Regions from separate parts of the Homo sapiens genome. Here all the other regions are linked to region 3. A link is a contact called in ENCODE Hi-C or POLR2A ChIA-PET data. All regions are on one chromosome and are shown on one strand. The core of a region is the stretch at or near the end of the contact, and the rest is flanking DNA. Distances in the headings are between cores, read along the strand shown. Region 1 overlaps UBR2 (ubiquitin protein ligase E3 component n-recognin 2). Region 2 holds the start of CCND3 (cyclin D3). Region 3 holds the start of MRPS10 (mitochondrial ribosomal protein S10).

Region 1 (4,395 bases), core at 960-3,459, 440 kb after region 3:
ACACACACACACACACTACACACACACACACATACCTGTAGTCTGCTATTTTGTGATTATATAGAAAGTTTTGGGATCATTAATTATATTCATAACCTTTGTATTGCAGCCCTGTGGCTTCAGATATGACACTTACAGCACTGGGCCCCGCACAAACTCAGGTTCCTGAACAAAGACAATTCGTTACATGTATATTGTGTCAAGAGGAGCAAGAAGTTAAAGTGGAAAGCAGGGCAATGGTCTTGGCAGCATTTGTTCAGAGATCAACTGTATTATCAAAAAACAGAAGTAAATTTATTCAAGATCCAGGTAAGTCATAGCTAGATCCTCATCTTCCCTTTTAATAACAACTGCCAGTTAATGTGGTTGGTGATACGTTGAGATTTTTTAAACCTAAAAATAACTCCATGGACTTGGATGGTATCTTTGGCAGGTAACTTAGGCAGGAATTCCCCACTTGGCAGATGTGGAACCACTCCAGAAAGTTGCACCTGAATCACATAGCTGATAAATAGCAGGGATTCAAAGAAAAGCTTTTCTTTGTGATGTAACATTACATACTTTGGCATTTCACAGTCTTTTCCATCCTTCAGTACACTTGCAAAGTCCTGGTCATTTGTTGACACACTGAAATAATAATTGTTTTGTCTTATTGATAGAGCCTGAGTGGAATCTCCTGAGAACAGTGATGGAGAGTTACCTATGTAAGAGGCAATCCTTGAGCCAAATTGTTTTAGAATAGTAATACCACCACAGATCGGGTTCCCCAGAAAGCAGATTCTTGGGATACAGATTACCGTGCAGGACAGTTGAGGGCCCTCTTTCAGCAACTGAGGGAGTAAAGCAGGGAGATCCAGTCCGCACATGATTTTGTCCACCACAGACACATTTATTTCTCTGCTTGTAGGTTGTGCTCTGTGTGCGTGTGCTTCAGCGATACCCAGTAAACTTCTTGAGAGTAGGAACTGTGTCTTGGGAATTCCCAGAGCACTGCTTTAACCAGTGCCTTTCACACTGCAGCGTGAAAGGAGGTTTGAGAGCCCACTTTTAGAGTTGCCTTCTCTCTGTAAAGAAAGTCTTTGCATCCTACTTATGAAAGGTTGGTCTGCTTCATCTTTAAAAATGGTCATTTAGGCTGGGTATGGTGGCTCATGCCTGTAATCCCAGCACTTTGGGAGGCCGAGGCAGGTGGATCACCTGAGGTCAGGAGTTCAAGACCAGCCTGGCCAACATGGCGAAACCCCATCTCTACTAATAGTACAAAAAAAAAACTAGCCAAATTTGGTGGCACGCGCCTGTAGTCCCAGCTACTCAAGAGGCTGAGGCATGAGAATTGCTTGAACCTGGGAGGCAGAGGTTGCAGTGAGCCGAGATTGCACCACTGCCCTCCAGCCTGGGCAACGGAGCGAGACCCTGTGTGGTTTTTTTGTTTGTTTGTTTGTTTGTTTTTAAAAAAAAAAAAAAAGGCCAGGCGCAGTGGCTCATGTCTGTAATCCCAGCACTCTGGGAGGCCAAGGCAGGCAGATCACAAGGTCAGGAGATCAAGACCATCCTGGCTAACACAGTGAAACCCCATCTCTACTAAAAAATACAAAAAAAAATTAGCCAGGCGTGGTGGCAGTTACCTGCTACTCGGGAGGCTGAGGCAGGAGAATGGCGTGAACCCAGGAAGCAGAGCTTGCAGTGAGTCGAGATCGCGCCACTGCACTCCAATCTGGGCGACAAAGCGAGACTGTCTTAAAAAAAAAAAAGATATTTAAACTAGGTGCTTTATAAATTTCATTCCAGGCCAAAGACAAAGTTGCTAATTTTATTTAACTTATTACTTCTGAAGAAAAAGCATTAGCTGGCTATAAGTGGATTTTCTTAATGCTTTGACATTTGCACTGTTCTAGTGTTAAAGCAAATTAAAACTATTAAAGCAAATTAAAAGTAGTTCTTTCTAGAGTGTTAGGAAATTTCGAAGATTATACTAATTTATATAAAGAATTCAAAAATTCCAAAAGAAGCCAGACATCCATCTTGTTTTTCATGATTTTTCATCCCCTTTGAATATAAAAATTAGCACCAGGACAGAAGACTCTGAATTACCTTTTTTCCCCCCATCTGATCTGGTCTGTGCTTAGATTTTTTGTTGTCACTTTGGCTCTGATGTGATTATTCGCTGTATGAGTGTTGTTAGGCAGTCTGTCCTCTAGGGGGCGCCCCGTTACTGCCAAAACATTTTTTATTAGCGATCATTTTAACCCAGCTGCCCTGAACGCACATAAGGCAGCCCCATGAAGAGAGTAGCTCTTTTACCTGGAGCTCAGGGTACAATGGGAGGAATTGGAATATCTCAGCACCCTGAAAGTGTGAAATGTTCAAAAGATTGGATATATTTAAATTCATAGTTCTAATTTCAGTTTAACAATTTGAGAATGTTTAATTAATTTGCTGTGGGTGGTGAAAATTAGAGAGTCCTACTTTCTAAATAATCCAAGGTGTTGCATAAATTGGTATCTCAGAGGAATAAACTAGCATTTCATTTCAAATTTCAAGTCTTTATCAAGGATTTTACAATTTAAAGTTACACATTTGTTATAGGAAAATTAAATGCTTCACTTTTGTTTTGTTTTGTTTTGTTTTGTAATGCAGAAAAATATGATCCATTATTCATGCACCCTGATCTGTCTTGTGGAACACACACTAGTAGCTGTGGGCACATTATGCATGCCCATTGTTGGCAAAGGTAATGTATATTCTTAATATTTGTCAAGAGAAGTTTATCTAAGGGCTCAATATTTTTTAAATAGAGGAAATTTCATTCTAGAAAAAAGGAAAAGAACTAAAAATGTTGAAAAAATCCGTATCATTGCCTAATAAATAACAAAAGTTATTTGCCTTGTCATAGATGTAAAGTGTATGTCAGATATGTTTTTTAATTTAGCTTTATATCCAAGTCTCTTCTATATCTTCCAAAGAAGGAAGTGGATCTGTATCAGTCTGTGGATGAAGAAAAGGGTTTTTACAGTAGGATAAACTCTAGAAGGGTAATGTTGTCTTTCTTTGGGTCCAGGGTGGACAACTTTTGATTCCATAGATGTTAGTACTTGCTTTGTTACTTCCCAAAATTGTAATGGCTCCCTGTGATGAGATGTCCTGAATTTGTTCTACCTTGGTGTTTCCTATGCTTCTACAAAACCAACAAATCAATAATACTATTATTCTAGAACTATGCTCACCCAGTTATCATGAACTACCCCTAACAACTAGCCACCACATTGTAGTCCCAGCTACTTGGGAGGCTGAGACAGGAGAATTGCTTGAATGTGGGAGGTGGAGGTTGCAGTGAACCAAGATTGTGCAACTGCACTCCAGCCTGGGCGACAGAGCAAGACTCCATCTCAAAAACAACAACAACAACAAAAAAAAAACAAATAGCCACCAGCCTTGGGGAAGTGGCAAGAGAACAATGACACCAAGAAATTTTTGTTGCTGCTTTGTGAATGCTTTTTTACATGGCAGTCTTTTTTTTTATTTTACTCTTTTAGAACTTTTAATCCATTTGGATTTTTAAAATCACTCAAAAATCATGTTAAAAATAATTTAGTTTAAGATTTTCATTTTTGAACTATTTGTGGAAACAAATTATTTTAAATGTTGAAGCTTATGGCTGTCATTTATGTAAATTACCATTGTTTTGATACCTCATGTTCTCTAATTGTAAAGGTATTTTGATTCCGTTCAAGCTAAAGAACAGCGAAGGCAACAGAGATTACGCTTACATACGAGCTATGATGTAGAAAACGGAGAATTCCTTTGCCCCCTTTGTGAATGCTTGAGTAATACTGTTATTCCTCTGCTGCTTCCTCCAAGAAATATTTTTAACAAGTAAGTTTTGGCTCATGACAACTATTACAAAGCAATAGTTTGCTTTGAAGATAATGAAATAATAAATCAAGGAGGAAAACTTAGTCTAGGCAATTGCATAGTGTTTTCCAGATACTTTCCAAACTCTAATCATTTTCTTCTAGCAGACCTGTGGAATGTGATTTTAGTTTTTAGAGAGGAACAGGTGAAAATTTAACAGTTTCTAAGCTATTAAATTCCTATGTATTTATGAAAACCAAGTATCTGGTTTATTTCTAGGGACCCTACTTTTAATATCTTCCATACACTTTTCAAGAGATGCTCAGTAAACTGGTAGAGGGAGATGGAACAACTCAAACTGACTTTATAGGACAGTCTAAAAATCGAATAAAACTTTTTGCTGTACTGGCCATTCATAGTTTTAAGAACCAGGCAAAAAAGTGAAAATCTGTTGGTATATTTTAAATGGAAAAATCTCAGCTGGGCGTTGTGGCTCACATCTATAATCCTAGCACTTTGAGAGGCCAAGATGAAAGGATCATT
Region 2 (4,099 bases), core at 258-2,757, 280 kb before region 3:
TCAAGCTTTCCTTTTCCTGGAAAGTGGGGAGACAATACGTGTCGGGGGTGGGGGGAGTTACACACGCACCCGCAACTGGCGGGGAGAGACAGCGTGGTCGGTGTAGATGCACAGTTTTTCGATGGTCAGGGGCGTGGTCTCGCGCAGCTTGGAGGCCAGCAGCATGCAGACCGCACCCAGGAGCTGCAACTGCGCCTTTCGGGTGGGGACGCAAGACAGGTAGCGATCCAGGTAGTTCATGGCCAGGGGGAAGACTTCCTCCTCACAGCGCTGCTCCTCACATACCTGGGGGAGGGCGCACAGTCACTGCTGGGTCTGGAGCGTGGGGAACACAGCAGCGGGGGGGTGGGAGCGCTGAAGTGAGGTGGGATAGGGAGCAAAAACGGCAGAGAGGGTAAGCTACTTAGAGAGACAAGGACCAATAAAGGAGGAGGATGCGCCCTCCCCAAGGTGACGCCCCCCACTTCCTCTGCGCGGCCTCCTCCCCTCTCCCCTTGACGGGGGAGTGGTAAAGCCAAGGAGCCCTTGCTCACGGAGGATTCCAAACGGAGACTCCCCTCCCCCACAGCGAGGGGAAGTGGGACGCAAGGGTCACCCATGGTAGCCAGAGAGCTGGGACCTCACCCCCATCACCGCCACCACTGCACACACCCGAGGGGAAGGGAGGAGGCTCCTGCCGCTGCCTCCTGCACTTTTCATTTCCCTGTCGGCCGGAACAGGGCGCGCGCCACCCCCATCGCCTTCCCCGCCAGAACCCCGCGAAAGACACAGGAACCGGCTCCCGGGCGGGGGCGGCCGAGCCCAGGGTTTTCCAGGCGCGCTCTCCGGAGAAGGCCGGGAGGCGGAGGGAAGCGGGAGACGCTGTGAGAAGCCGAAGGGGAGAGAGTGTCCTTGGTCCCGTTTGCTCGGCCCGAAGAGAGGCACAGTTAGGGTGCCAAGTGACTGGCAGTCACTGTCGGGAGGAGCCGATTAGGGCTCGGGAAAGCAAGGGAGGCAGCTGGCGTGGGTGCCCTAGTGAAAGGCCAGGCCCCGGGAGTCTTAGCCTCGGAGCATCCTGCAGATTGCTGTGGGGACCGGGATGTCCCGACAGGGCGGCCCCGGTGTGTCCAGACCCGGGAGCGGTGGGGGAGGGGGACGCGTCCGGGCGGTACCTCCAGCATCCAGTAAGCCAGCATCTTCCGCATGTGCGGCTTGATCTCCCGCTGCACGCACTGGAAGTAGGAGGCGCGGGGTACGTAGCGCTCCTCCAGGCGGAGCAGGCTCTGCAGGACACGCTGGTCCCCCAGCAGCCGCGGGTCCGGCCCGGCCCGGGGCGCGTGCCGGGTGCCTTCGCAACACAGCAGCTCCATACTCGGGCAGCGAACAGGCAGGGCGGGAGTGCGGGCTCGCGAGTCCCAAGGCAGGCGACGGGCCGGAGAGCGCGGGGCGCGGGTCTGGCGCTGGCGCTGGCACTGCGCGGCGGATCCCCAGCCCGCCCGCCGCCCGCGCGCGCGCGCCGCTTCCCTGACAGGCGCCCCGCCCCTCGCGACGATGTAGCAACCGTGGAATGCTCGGACGTCGCAACGCTCCGAGGGGCGGGGCTGCGGCGCCCCGGACGGAAAGGGTTGGCTGAGCGCTCTCCCCTCCCTCCCGCGGCCCCATTGGGCCGCTGAGCGCAAGCCGGCCGGCTTCCGGGCACTCCAGGCCCTCTGGACCACCGGGTGCAGAGAACTTTCTAGGAGGTGGGCCTCCTACCCACCCACGGGCCCTCCCATTTTGCTTCTCGGACTCTAGTCACCCAGGAAACAATTTTTCTCCAAAGGTCATTCATTCACTTATTCATTCGTCAAACCCTACTTCACCGGCTGCTTGCTCTAAGGAATGCGATAAATAATGTCAGAGCTAGTTCTTAGTGAACGCTGCTCGAAAGCCTCACGATGTAATGACTCACTACATCTTCACGAAAACTCGGAAACCGAGGCAACTGTCATTCAGTTGGTCCGTGGCAGAGCTAGGATTGGGAAGCTGGCCTTCTTGCTGCAGATTCTGTGTTCTACACCATTGCTAGTTAAACTGTGATCCCAGACCTGTCCCGTGCGTGGTCATCGCCTGGGAGCTGGTTAGAAATGCAGACTCTCAGGCCCACCCCTAACCTGAATCAGAATCTGCATTTTAACTAGATTTCTGTGCACTTTAAAGTATGAGAGCTTTAGTCTAAGTCAGCATATAACAGAACGGAAAGGCCATGGAGTCATGGCCTCACCTTGTTAAGTTGCTTGCCTAGGTTTGGACAAGCCCCTAAAGTCGGCCTTAGTTTCTGTTTGGAGAAACTGTGGACGGAGAAACTAGATTCTCATTGAATCAGTTTCTTGCACAGACTCTGTGAGATCTACCGGTTGCATTTCTTCCACCTCCCAAACTTTTGGTTACTTTGTAGTTTTACCGGAAGCTAGATTCCACTTGACGAAGAGGCCGAAAAAGACCTCCAATAATGCTCCAAATGGGAGGAGGCCATGAGGATCCCTGCCCTACTGGGGTCCTCCTGACTTAGGAGACACTAAGGAAGTGTCTAACCATTTTCTGTTAATTATTCTTTTTTTTTTTTTTTTTTTTTTTTGAGACGAAGTCTCACTCTGTTGCTCAAGCTGGAGTGCAGTGGTGCGATCTGGGCTCACTGCAACCTCCACCTCCCGGGTTCAAGCAATTCCCGAGTAGCTGGGACTACAGGCACGCACCACCATGCCTGACTAATTTTTGTATTTTTCGTAGAGATGGGGTTTCACTATGTTGGCCAGGCTAGTCTTGAACCCCTGACCTCGTGATCCGCCGGTCTCGGCCTCCAAAAGTGCTGGGATTACAGGCGTGAGCCACCGTTCCCGGCCGAATTATTCTTTCTTATATTATAAATTGTATTGTAGTTTTCATATCATAAAATATTCTTTTACATTGTAGAAAACTTCAAAAATACAAATAAGCCACAAAAAAAGGAAATAATCATTTGCAATTTGCCATGAAATAACCCTTTAATATATCAATGTTTATTTTTCTAATCTTTGTTCTATGAATAAACACACATTTTAAATGGAATCATCACAAACTGTTTTGTAAGCTTTTTTCATTAAAAAAATACTGTTAACACTTTTCCATGCTATTAAATATTCTAGGACATAATTTGTAATAGGGACATAATATACCATTAGGTGAATGTACAAAATGTATTTTGGCAAACCTGTATTGGTGGAAATTTAAATTATTTCTAGTTCTTCTCTATTAGACATAATACTGTAAAATATTTTTGTGGTAATATCTTTGTGCACACTCATGATTATTTCTAGAAGTGAATTAATTTCTAGAAGTGGAATTTCCCAATCTAAGGTTATGAAACATTCTAAGGCTTTTGATACACTTCTAATTGCCAAATTTTCCTGCTGAATAGTTAAACCAATCTTTTCCACCATCATTACATATCTATTTTTCAAAACAACTCTGCCAACTAGAGAGTGAAAGTGGCTTATTAGTAATAATAAATCTATTTTGGCATATTACTAGACATTTACATTTCTTATGTACATTACCCATTCATGTCCTTAGCTTATTCATTTATAGGGATGTTTGTTTTCTCTTATTGACTTATAAGTTCTCATCACCTCTCAAAGATATTAACCCTTTTCATATTTTTTGTTTGGTTTTTTAACTTTGGTTATAAAAATTCTTGACATAAATTAATTTTTAAAATCAGTATTTTTAAAACTTCTCATTTATAGTAACATGGCACTATGTATAAAAATGTCCCATCAGCCCAGCACTTTGGGAGGCTGAGGCAGGAGGATCACTGGAAGCTAGGAGTTGAAGACCAGCCTGGACAACAAAGCAAGACTCCTATCTCTACAAAAAATAAAAAAAAAAAATAAGCTGGGTGCGGTGGCACAAGCCTGTAGTCCCAGCTACTAGGGAGACCGAAGCAGGAGGATCGCTTGAGCCCAGGAGTTCAAGGCTGCAGTGAACCATAACGGCACATGACCTTCCTTAACATTTTGTTATCATACATTTTGCAAAAACAAAATTTTAGTTCATTGTTTTTACTAATTTTTGGTTCACGGTGGATTTTTTTTTTTTTAAC
Region 3 (4,170 bases), core at 1,154-3,653:
ACAAGGTCTCACTCTGTTATCCAGGCTGGAGTGCAGTTGCATGATCATGGCCTGGACCTCCCAGGTTCAGGTGGTCCTCCCACCCCAGTCTCCCAGATAGCTGGGACTACAGGCACGGGCCACCAGGCCCAGCTAATATTTTGTACTTTTGTAGAGATGGGGTTTCACCATATTTCCCAGGCTGGTCTTGAACTCGTGGGCTCAAGCGATCCTCCAGCCTCAGTGTCCCAAAGTGCTGGGATTTCAGGAGTGAACCACCACCTAGCCACGTTTTAAAAGCCTATTCTTAGCTTATTGTCCTTCCTCTCCTTACCCAAGATAGAGACAAATCATAACTCTATAATCTTCTTTGCACCAAAGGGGAAAAGGAAAAAGGAAATCAGGTACAACACAAAGTGGTAAGAGGTATGTGCCATTCTTCAGACAAAATTGCATAGAAAATTCCCTCCCAACAATTACACCAGTGACCCCACAATCGAGTTGTGCAAGAGGAGCAAGAATATTACACTTCTCAGTCACATTCTCCCACTATAAACCTCTGCTTTTTCTTTTCTTTTTTTTTTCTTTTCTTTTTTTTTTTTTTTTTGAGAGAGTCTTGCTCTGTCGCCCAGGCTGGAGTACAGTGGAGCATTCTCAGCTCACTGAAACCTCCGCCTCCTGGGTTCAAGCAAGTCTCCTGCCTTAGCCTCCTGAGTAGGTGGGATTACAGGGGCCCACCGCCACACTCAGCTAATTTTTGTATTTTTAGTAGAGACGGAGTTTTGCCATGTTAGCCAGGATGGTCTTGATCTCCTGATCTCGTGATCCGCCCACCTCGGCCTCCCAAAGTGTAGGGATTACAGGCGTGAGCCACCGTGCCCGGCCAAGAAGTTTTTAAATTGCATTTTTTCTTTGTATTTCTTGAGAGAGAGAGAGAGAGAGAGAGAGAGTGTGTGTGTGTGTGTGTGTGTGTGTGTTGGGGGAGTGGTGGTTTGGAAGGGAGGGCTGTCTGGGTAAATTTGTCTTAATAAAGCAGTTCAAAAATTTCAATCTCTAATACCATCTGACTTTTCTCAAGAACAGTGGTTTTCAGGCCGGGTGCGGTGGCTCAAGGCTGTAATCCCAGCACTTTGGGAGGCCGAGGCTGCCGGATCACTTGAGGTCAGGAGTTCGAGACCAGCCTGACCGACATGGTGAAACCCCGTCTCTGCTAAACATACAAATACTAGCTGGGCATGGTGACGCATGACTGTAATTCCAGCTGCTCGGGAGGCTGAGGTAGGAGAATCACTTGAACCCGGGAGGTGGAGGCTGTAGTGAGCCGAGATCGTGCCATTGCGCTCCAGCTTGGGCGACAAGAGCGAAACTCCGTCTCCAAACAAAAACAAAAACAAAAACGGTGGTCTCAAAGTGTAGTCTGAGGACGTCTGTGGGGTCTGAGACACTTTCAGGGGATCCGGGAAATCAAAACTATTTTCATAAAACCAAAACGTCATTTACAACTTTTCCACTCATTCTCTTACCAGTGTACAGTGAAGTTTTCCCGTGACAGCCTGAGGTGTGATATAGGAAAAGATTAAATACAGAAGCAGATTTGAATCTAGCTTTTATTAAGCCAGAAATTAAAGAGAGCTGCAAAAATGTAAAACATTGCTGCTCCTTACTCAGTTTGTTCAGAAAATATATTTTTCATAAAGTATTAGTTGTAACATGTAATGAGTTAGTGTTACTTTTAAATCAATATATATTCTTAAGTTTTATTTTCCAAAAAGCTAAATATAGATAGCAAAAACCCACAAAAACAAAAGCTCTCTGGAGTCCTGAACTCCGAAAGTGTAAAGTGGTCCCAAGGCCAAAAAGCAGGAGAACCGCTGCTGAAAAGTTTTTGCTCCTCCTGCAAATAACTGCGCAGAGGATATCTAACCCACTTCTCTGGCTTGAGACCTTCATCTAAATTTGGATGCCAGGAAAGCATCTCAATTTAGTTCCATGGGAAGAGTCTGATATCTTGCACCAGCTCAGCCTCTAATTTTCGCGAGGCAAATTTCCTGTCTTCTCTGAGCCTCAGTTTATTTTGCAAGCGTGAAAGGAGGGGTTTTGGAACATACGAAGTACAAAATCTTTTCCAGCTCTGACATTCTACGATTATTCTTGTTCCTATCTTTGCCTGGACTCACTAACTTATATTTAATTCCATGAGAGAATTCTGATAAAACTAGCCCCTTTCTCGTCACTTTCCTGTAAACGGCGCGAGGTGAGGGATAAATATCAGGAAAAATCCTGATGGGCAGAGCGGCTGGTGGCAGGGAAACTTAAAAGCAACTATCCCGGTCAGCCCTCCTAGTCTCCCTAGCCAATCCAGTACCTGCCAGAGGCGCCGGCACACAGCACCGAACGCTGTCCGCGCCGCCATCTTGCCGGTCCCGACCTCTCAGGATTGCTTCCGGGGTTACAGCGGCGTCCTCAGACCATAGAGTTCCGCAAAAGAAGAGAGTACATCCTCATGTTCCGGCGCTGGAACAACCATAGAGACATGAACCTGTGCTTTTTGGGGGCGGGACAGTTGGCTGGCCAGGCTGGTTTGGCTCCGGCCAGTGTCTGGATAGTTACCAAGCCCTATTAATGTTTTCACCTTTAAATTGTTGTGTGTGTATACACACACACACACACACACATTTATTTATTTACTTATTTTTTCCTTTTAGAGACTGAGTCTCACTCGGCTGCCCAGGCTGGAGTGCAGTGGCACAGTCATAGCTCACTGCAGCCTCAAACTCCTGCCTCAAGTGATCCTCCTGCCTCAGCCTCCCAAGTAGCTGGACTACAAGTGCGTGCCACCACAGCCGACTAATTTTTTGTTTTTTTTTTTAATTTTCTTGTAGAGACAGGGTCTCATTATATTGCTCTCGTTATTTTGTGGGCTGGTCTTGAATTCCTGTCCTCAAGTGATCCTCTGGCCTTGGCCTCCCAAAGGACTGAGATTACAGGCATGAACCACAAAGCCCGGACTGAAACTAGTGTATTGACACCATTTACTTCAGTACTGGAATAATGGGTGATTTATTTTCCTATTTTTGCATTTTTCAATTTTTTTTGCATTTTTCAAAATTTTAACAAAATCTATATTTAACAAGAAAAAGAAAAGTCGGCCACTACCATTGGGTCCAGTTGCCACTCAGTTACCTTATTGCAGCGGCTTTCTAATTATGGTTCTTAATCCTTTCTTCCTTCCCCACACCAATTGGAATTCCTGTGCTCCAACCATTTTGTATACCGCTGTCCTACTGATCTTTCTAAATTATTCATTTCCTTATGTTACTCTAGTATTTAGGAATTTACAATGGCTAGCTTCACTTACAACAAGCCAAAGTGTTTTGTCTAATTATTAATGTCCACCATAATTTTTTCCAAGTAAAAAGATGTATAACTGGGATTTGCTATAATAAAAACTTCTTCAGGCTGGGTGCGGTGGCTCACGCCTGTAATCCCAGCACTTTGGGAGGCTGAGGTGGGCGGATCACCTGAGGTCAGGAGTTCGAGACCAGCCTGGCCAACATGGTGAAACCCCATCTCTACTAAAAATACAAAAAATTAGTGGGGTGTCATCGTTGTGTGCCTGTAGTCCCAGCTACTCAGGAGGCTGAGGCACGAGAATTGCTTGAACCCGGGAAGTGGAGGTTGCAGTGAGGCAAGATCGTGCCACTGCACTCCAGCCTGGGAGACACAATGAGACTCTGTCTAAAAAAAAAAAAAAAAAAAGAAAAGAAAAGAAAAGGCCAGGTGCAGTGGCTCGGCTCACACCTGTAATTCCAGCACTCAGCACTTTGGGAGGCCAAGGCGGGTGGATCACCTGACGTCAGAAGTTCAAGATCAGCCTGGCCAACATGGCAAAACCCTGTCTCTACTAAAAATACAAAGTCAGGCATGGTGGTGTGCACCTGTAATCCCAGCTATTTGGGAGGCTGAGGCAGGAGAATCTCTTGAACCCGGGAGGCAGAGAGTGCAGTGAGCCGAGATTGAGATTGTACCACTGCACTCCAGTCTAGGGAACAGAGCGAGACTCCGTCTCCAAAAAAAAAACTTATTCCATTTGTGCAAATCTTTAAAAATTTATTTTTATTTTTCCTTTTACTTTCTCCTCATCTTAAAGTCTGCTTCTATAATACTATATTGTCTTTTTTGTGTGTGTGT

Evidence for each region. Hi-C counts contacts between places; a loop is a spot of excess contacts on that map. ChIA-PET counts read pairs that join two places held with the same protein, here RNA polymerase II (POLR2A). Pooled maps may share reads with other maps.
Region 1: a loop to region 3 is called in a pooled map, with 2.6 times the contacts of the local background. The contact joins the enhancer-like site here to the promoter of MRPS10 in region 3. A Hi-C loop is called at or near these places in 3 of 50 pooled maps. POLR2A ChIA-PET finds 5 or more read pairs at or near these places in 2 of 52 experiments (GM12878 and K562).
Region 2: a map of mammary epithelial cell shows a loop between it and region 3 (2.5-fold over the local background). The contact joins the promoter of CCND3 here to the promoter of MRPS10 in region 3. A Hi-C loop is called at or near these places in 4 of 168 maps with a recorded cell type or tissue (GM12878, K562, mammary epithelial cell and 1 more), 3 of 37 single-sample maps with no recorded cell type and 23 of 50 pooled maps. POLR2A ChIA-PET finds 5 or more read pairs at or near these places in 3 of 52 experiments (HEK293, HEK293T and activated T-cell).

What each region holds. Positions count from the first base shown.
Region 1 is chr6:42,659,547-42,663,941 of GRCh38, forward strand. It overlaps UBR2 (ubiquitin protein ligase E3 component n-recognin 2), which reads left to right. Exons shown (of 47, transcript NM_001363705.2): 30 at 110-309; 31 at 2,638-2,731; 32 at 3,712-3,873. Among named protein-coding and RNA genes, the nearest start is that of PRPH2, 61 kb to the right of the region's middle. Within about 2 kb of position 2,210, at least 3 of the 41 ENCODE cell types and tissues checked have a DNase peak (open chromatin) inside an H3K27ac peak, as active enhancers do.
Region 2 is chr6:41,940,301-41,944,399 of GRCh38, forward strand. CCND3 (cyclin D3) reads right to left here and starts at 1,508. Exons shown (of 5, transcript NM_001760.5): 1 at 1,152-1,508; 2 at 70-285. The coding sequence starts at 1,349. RefSeq lists enhancers at 567-696, 739-1,690 and a silencer at 1,207-1,656.
Region 3 is chr6:42,215,458-42,219,627 of GRCh38, forward strand. It overlaps MRPS10 (mitochondrial ribosomal protein S10), which reads right to left and starts at 2,404. Exons shown (of 7, transcript NM_018141.4): 1 at 2,345-2,404. The coding sequence starts at 2,392. RefSeq lists enhancers at 516-1,118, 1,119-1,720, 2,292-2,571.